Linked DNA regions of Homo sapiens: all the other regions are linked to region 3. A link is a loop called in an ENCODE intact Hi-C map of the cell type or tissue named here. Cell type or tissue: heart left ventricle. All regions are shown on one strand.

Region 1 (2,500 bases), 63 kb before region 3:
TCCAGTAGAAGACCCTAGTCCTGGGGATAGACCAGGGAAGCAAATACATACGCTGGGAAGAACATAGAAAGTGGCAGACAGGAGACTAATACAGGTGGGACCGGTACAGAGAGGAGATGGGTATTGAAAAAGTAGTTGCTTGGGGTTACACTCAGGTTTTTTTTTTTTTTTTTTAATGTAACAAGTACCACAGCTCATTGTAAATATAACTTTGCTATAATCCAAAGTATTGTGAATACTCAAAGATAGGCTTTTGAGAACTTCTGTTCCTACCAATTGCATTTCAGTTTTCTTCTTTGTAAATAAAAAATTACAAACAAAACATTCAGGTTGAATTAGCTAATCTCTAAATTATCTTCTCAATTATACATACCTATAATTCTATGAGTATTCAAAAATATAATTAATAACTTAAGTGAGGGCAAAGATTTTTTTCTGGTTTTCTTTCTCCAATTAAGTCAATACCTAGAGCAGTACTTTACACAAAAAAAATTTCTTAAATTTGAAAGAACGTTGTGCATGGGAAAATAAAAAGTGGGCTATTGAATTTACTCTCCTCTGAATTAAGGAATAAGATTTAAAAATATTTTTGTAATATATGACATGAAAAGGGGATAATAAGTTTAACTGGAAACCTGTAGATTTCATAACTATTGTAAGAAAACTATGATAGTAGTAAGTCAAAGACATGTCTATTGCTAATTTTCAAACAAATTTGCTTTCGGTTTACTTGGCTGGCCCTTGATCTTGCCTTAAAGGAAGAAAGGAGGTGGACAGAATCCTAAGACAAAATGTTTATGTTTTAATATTAATTTTAATTAGCTTTAATTATTTAAAAAGTCCATTATACAGTATCATCCTGTGGACGACTTTTTACCACATGATGGTATAATGTAGGAAATTTTGATTTAAGTAAGAAATCAAGAATTTCAAGTTGTCTTTTTTAGAGCCGAAATCATACTTGTTGTTATCCTCAAGTTGTAAGACCAAATTTTGCCACTAGGTGGCAAGAGTTGCAAGTTGAAAGGCAGTGGTGTTACCAGACATGAAGTATACTGGCTGATGCGTACCTGTATACCAGCTTATTTTTGTGTGCAAGTATATTAATCTTAGAAACTCTTACTAGGAGAAAATAAATTTTATTTGGGTCTTTACTTCTGAAAGCCATATAATAAAATAGAAAACAGGCATAAGCTCTTAGAATAAAGAAAAGAACAATAGTTTCTCTTAATTGCAGTGATTGGATATTGAGCTAAAACATTAGGGAGCATAAGTAAAGTTAGCCTTAGGCAAAACTGCAAAGTGGTGGTTTCATTCTCCTCTCTGGTATCCCCTAGGAATCAAAAGAGATGGTTTTCAACTTTCCTCATTCTCTTTTAGAAAGTTCCCTCTCCCAGCTGCTGCTGTTCCTGCTGTCCCAGCTGCTCCATTGTGGGCACTTACCACACTGATTTTTAATTCTACCTTCATCAAAACATGCCTATTCTATGTCTCATCCTTCTGGAGTCAAAACCTTGAATGCAGGCTAATCAAAACACAAACCCATTTCCATATTTTAATAAGGACTTCAGATTTAATGGAGAAGTAGCTCAATTTTGTTTCATTGTGTTACTCCTCTCTTAGTAGATACACTACATTTCCAAATGGGTTCTGTTAGTCATGATCTGAGCAGGAAACAGAAGGCACGCTTGACAGATGGGGTAACTGGAGAGAATTTAGTAAAGGAACTAGTTAGTGAATTCCCTAAATGAAGAGCTCAGGGACATCAACAAGTGATAGGGAACCACTGTGGGACTATTCACAGTGAGAAATTATTACCATTCCTTGCCACGGAGTAGACACCTTCCATAAGGAGCTGTGAATATAGAGAGAAGACTGCAGCTACTACAAACCTGAGGCGCCCATGGGGAGTGTGTGAGGGGGATGGTGAGGATTAAGTATTCTGACTTTTCTTTCCTTCCACTGTCTGTCTGGTTTCCTGAGTTGCTCTTTATTGGGAAGATCTTAACCAGAAGCCGGAGGGCAAGGGAGCCTTGAGATGTGGTACACAGAGATCAACTCTTTGGGTCCAGAACAGGAAGAAGAAATTAGAGACTGAATCTGGAAGGGCAAATGAGAAAATCCACCCCAAGGGAACTTTGATAATAGTGCTTAAAAATGGCCTTTAAGTAGGGAGTTTCAACTGACCAGGCTTGTTGGCAAGTGGGCCTGAATTTATCACTCAGATCACATTAGCTGGGCAGATCAATGTTCTACAAATGTATTTTCTCCTGTCTTCAGATATACTTGGTAAATATCACATAGTAAATATCTATTAATTTATGATTGTCTTTGCATACCAACACATAACTAGGTGGTTTGTTAGGATATTTGATCCTAAAGATCTTGCAAGTGCTTTCTCTCATCTTCATTAGTGGTTTTTAATGTAGCAAAAAACACAATACTCTATCCCCCATAATTCTAAAAAAAGAAGCTTTGGGAATGCAAAAGTAAACACAAA
Region 2 (2,500 bases), 660 kb after region 3:
TCTACTTCTAAGGGCATTTGAGAGAAGGCTTTAGAAAGCAGTCTGCACATGCTAGAAGAACATGACACCCTCCCATGGGTAGCAGTTGTTCCCTATGACATATTTTTTTAATTGGGGGCTGGATTGGGAACTCAACAAGAGAATGTTGCTATATAATCCACTGTGATCTGAAAAAACATGCACAAAAATGGGAGTTAAGAAATAAAGATGTTCACCAGCTCAATTGTTGAATAATTATTATTTTCATAAGTTCACTTGGGTAATCTCTAGTTCCAGTTTTCCATTTCTAAGAAGAGAATGCTAATGTAACTCGGAAATTAGGTAATTAAGAGAAAGCTTATGACTGCCCAAAAATATGTAGCTTTTGCTACATATGGCTTTTTCCCAATTTTATTTACATCAGTCTGAATAAAGCCTTGCATTTATCAAGTGGCAGAAAAGACATACATAATACACTTTTTAACTTAACAAAAGACCTATATTATGCTGTTCTAAAATAATTTTATTTACCTTTTTAACCAAATCAAAGGCACCCAATGCCACAAAGATATTTTCAGCTAATGCTAGTGTCTTCAAGTCAGAGAGCATTTGTAAAATTGTGTATTTTTAACAGTATAATTTTTTTCTTTTTTAATTAATTTTTTAAAACTATTATTATACTTTAAGTTCTGAGATAGATGTGCAGAACGTGCAGGTGTGTTACATAGGTATACACATGCCATGGTGGTTTGCTGCACCCATCAACCAGTCATCTACATTAGGTATTTCTCCTAATGCCATCCCTCCCCTAACCTCCCCACCCCCAACAGACCCCAGTGTGTGATGTTCCCCTCCCTGTGTCCATGTGTTCTCATTGTTCAACTCCCACTTATGAGTGAGAACATGTGGTATTTGGTTTTCTGTTCTTGTGTTAGTTTGCTGAGAATGATGGTTTCAGTATAATTTTTATCCCACTCCTGATACAGTGCCAAACAACCTATTGTTTTTCTAATTATCTTAAATCAGACTCTGAAATCCAAGTCACCAGGATGTTGAATAAATAAAGCTTCAATCATACCCATTATTGTCTTTCCTTGCCTTATTTTTCCACCCTGGGAACTAGGGTTGTGTTAAAATTTCATAGAGAGGATTCTCAGGTCTTCAACTCACACTTGGCTGAAATGATTAATGTCCAAGCCACATACTATCCTGATGACGGATGGTTTTGTTGCCTCTGTGCCAAGACCACTAGGGTATTTGGGCCTACATCCAACCTTGGAGCCCAGAGGCGCAGGGGCTGACCTCAGAATTGTACCAAGCCACCATTCTCCTCCACATCCTGTAACCTCCCAGGGGCATTTCAAGCACCGCTATTCCAAGGTCCTGCCAAAGCTTCCATGACTTGCTAGTCTTGGAGAGTATGTTTTCTTACCCTGATGTCAGCAACTTTGCTCTGTATCCCTCAAGGCACTTTTTTTATTTTTGTCTCCCCCTGTATCCCAAATAAATTCACCCTCCCTGAGCCTTTATAAATACAGTGTTGAGGTGTCTTTCTTGAGAGTTTTTTATTACTAATTCACTCTAATACATGTTTTTATTTGCTTGCTCTGACAGTTTTACATAGTTGTCGGTTGCTTCTTGTAATGAAAGAGACCAGATGTTTCAGCATTCTCATTTTATTTTTCTCCCAATTCGAAAAAAATATGCTTTTTATTTCATTGTGACCCTTTTGAGAAAATTCTGTAGCAGGCATCAATATAAAGCAAGATTCTCAATGTTAAGTCCTAGGGATTATAAGCAGGCATTTTCAGACCTTGGCATTCTAACGTACTATCTAGAGAGATGTTAACTTACTTTTCAACTCCCAGCAGCATTGTTTTGTAAATTATCTTCCTTTCAACTGCTCTAAACACTTTGCCACTTTAACCTTTTTTTTCTTTTTGGTTCATTGTAAATCCTTCATTTATTTACATCTTATTCTTTTCAATATTCCTTCACTTGCTTTAGGCAAATGTGTTTTGAGTTTCTTCAGATTAAGAAAGAATTATGCTATCAGTTGCCGGTGTTCCTTAGCCTGTCCCAGGGAGGGGTGGTCTGCAAGGTGGATTTCCACACATTCTACAGTATTACCTCCACTCTATCTCCTCTCTGACTTGACTCTTAATATTGTATTCCAAAAAACTATAGAGAGAAGGAAGATCAAGATAAATTATCCAGAGTCTAGAATTAAAGAAAGTTGGTCCTGGTGTAGCAGCTCCTTCTCAGTCCTGTTTTGAGCTTTTTGACTGATTGCTTTCATTCCTGTTCTGCCATCTCAGTGTCCATATGGAAGTGATTGTTTGCTTTAATTATAAAAGAAAATAACCCAAAAGAAATAGCAACTAAGTAAAACAGCAAAAAAAAAAGTTTTCTTTGATGAGAGAAGGTAGGTGATTTAAAAGATTAGTCTATCAGCAGAAAACAAGCTCTGTGTTACATATGAACTGGGGACTATGTCTTCCTAGAAGTTATAAAAAGGATC
Region 3 (2,500 bases):
GATCCTGAAAGGGAGGTTTGTCATGGGCGATGCATGGAAGTGGTACACATTGCTTTTGCTCACAGTACTGGATTCTGATTAGAATCCCGTTACATGGTCATACTTGAGTCAATGTTGGCTGTAAATGTAGTCTGGCTATGTGCTTAATAAGAAGAGGAAATGGTTGGTGAACAGTTAGCAGTCTCTGCCATAGTGATATATGTAAAGGGCATAGACTACTAACTAGCACCTGGCAGATACTTAATAAATATTCTTTTCTGTTTGTGTCTCTAAGTTCCTTCAAACCTTATGTAAATATCAAAAGTGTTTATTTGCTGGGATCAGACAAATGACATTTAAAATGGAATATATACATTTTGAAGCCATAAAAAATATATACTTTTTAGCTCAGGGGTCTTCCTTGGTATTCACACAGCACTTGCTTTGTGCAAAGGTCTTGGATCACTGGCAATCAAAACTAGAGTTCCTAGAGGCATTCAATGAATGTCTGTTGAATGCCTACCTGAACAAATATACCTCTCTCGATTTTAATAAAATACCATGACTGAGCCAGGGGGAACTAAACTGGCTTCCTAGAGACTATTGCCTTGCTGTCTAAGAATCGGTATTTAACTTTTACTTACTATGGGAAATGGTTGTATTTATAACCCAAACTTAAATTAAAATTTTAACTAAGTGTTAGCTAAAATTTTCCAGTTAATTTCATTGTTATTGAATTATTTCTTTGGATTTATACTTTGAGGCTGGATACATGTAAAAACTATTGATAATTTCTGCTTGTTGAAATCAGGCTTGTGAGAGTTCTTGCAAATTTATAAAGATATGTTTGAATCTTAGTTTTTCTTATTCTCTTAGGCAACTCATACTACACATATGGGCCTCGACTATTTAATCAATAAAACCAGATGAGGATAAAGACTAGGTTATATACTCATAGTGAATTTTAAATGGGGTAAAGAATGTAAAACAATGAATACATTTTCTGGCATGTAGTAAATACTCAGTAAATGGTAATTTTCTATTAATATTAATAGCAATAATGATAGTAATAGCACCATAATACTAATAATGGAAAAATAATAAACTATTATCAGGGAAGGGCATATTTTTCTCAGAGGCACACTGTAGATGTGCAATAGGATGATTAACCATCTTTGCCTCCCTAGAACAACACAGAACAAGGTTGGAATATGCTTCCCGTTATGCCAAGGGCAAGGTTTTGTTCTCACCTGAGTGTTTTGACACTGCATAATTTGATAGTAAACAAATTATGTCACGTTTGGCGTGTACTCCTTCATATTTTTGAAAAGCCACTAGAGGGTGCTACTTTGCTAGAAAAATACAAGTACTTCCTTACAGTAACATTTTCAGTCTGCAGCCGCGACGTCTGATGTTAGGGACTAGAACTGAGATCTCTGCTGTGAGTATCCGGATACAATTTATTCATTTTCTTTCGCTTATGTAGGAAGTAAATAGGAATAGCTTAGGTAAGCTACAAAAGTTGATTCAAATAAAATCCTAGTCTTTTATTTCAGTAAAGGTTCATACCCATTCTATTAGGAAAAAATTGTCAATATTTCTTACTAAACAAAATTGTGAGGGTAAATGACTTTCTTATGAGATATAAGCTGGCTTTAATACGTGTGCTGTGTTTTTGCTAGACTTCTGTTGTTTTAAGTTTGGTATAAGGATATTATTCTGTCTTTGGTAGTTTTTAATTATAAGGGTTAGTGAAAATGAAGATCATTTTGTATGATTTTGCTCTCTGAAAAATAATGTTTCAGTGAATCAAAGGTCACAAATATATTCAGGTGGCTGAGGTGCAGGTAAACTAAGCCTGTGACCTTCCTTTTTGTTACTCTGAGTGTAAAGTAAATGTTATGTTGGTGAGAGGTTGTGTTAAGCGTCAACCTCAATTATGAATAACGGCCTTTAGTCTATAGCTCATACTCAATGGCAAGTGCATCTTTGTGGAGGCAATTATCTAAGGATGAAACATAGTCAGCATGGGTCGAGTCAAAATATTTCTGCAAATTAACCATTGTCTTTTCAGCTGACCATGAGGTAATGAGATGAAAGAAGATTGTCAGTAGTTGAGTGAGAGGAATAAATATATGGGAGACATAAAGAATCCTAGTTGTGTAATAGATGTGAATTATACAAAACCTGGATGTTCTCATTTTTGATCCCTGATAGAAGAGTTAGCTTCCTGAGAGATTTTTGTCCTACTACGTATTACTTCAAAAATATAAGAGTTGGGGAAAAGGGTTTCTGATTTGTCTTCCCTTAGTGAAAGGAACACTAAAAAGTTTCAGACAAAATTATCTGAAAGAGTCTAGCTCCTCAAGTCTTTTGAGTTTCCTCTACCCTAGGTAACTAATCAAGTCTGGGTTGTACTTGATGATTAAACAAGAATTTGGTCACTGGGGTGGTGCATGGGGTGTGTGTGTGTGGTGTGTGTATTTCACACACTCACATATGTCTAATTACAACTTTAAGA

What was found. A loop is a pair of places that touch in the nucleus more often than their neighbours do. Peaks named below come from ENCODE experiments on the same cell type or tissue, not always from the same donor. Only the 100,000 strongest peaks of a DNase experiment are listed, where the experiment ranks them.
Region 1: it touches region 3 in a loop (18-fold over the local background); 12 of 110 quality-filtered maps call a loop at or near these places.
Region 2: it touches region 3 in a loop (2.9-fold over the local background); 11 of 110 quality-filtered maps call a loop at or near these places.

What each region holds. Positions count from the first base shown.
Region 1 is chr4:85,083,588-85,086,087 of GRCh38, forward strand. No RefSeq gene overlaps it. Among named protein-coding and RNA genes, the nearest start is that of WDFY3, 120 kb to the left of the region's middle. In heart left ventricle, a CTCF peak has its summit at 998 (motif pointing right); no DNase peak of the experiment used is centred here.
Region 2 is chr4:85,806,470-85,808,969 of GRCh38, forward strand. All of the region lies in intron 3 of ARHGAP24 (Rho GTPase activating protein 24), which reads left to right. Among named protein-coding and RNA genes, the nearest start is that of MIR4451, 85 kb to the left of the region's middle. In heart left ventricle, no CTCF peak of the experiment used is centred here; a DNase peak (open chromatin) is centred at 1,272; H3K27ac peaks cover 1,516 bases.
Region 3 is chr4:85,146,352-85,148,851 of GRCh38, forward strand. No RefSeq gene overlaps it. Among named protein-coding and RNA genes, the nearest start is that of WDFY3, 180 kb to the left of the region's middle. In heart left ventricle, a CTCF peak has its summit at 1,314 (motif pointing right); a DNase peak (open chromatin) is centred at 1,380; H3K4me3 peaks cover 847 bases; H3K27ac peaks cover 296 bases.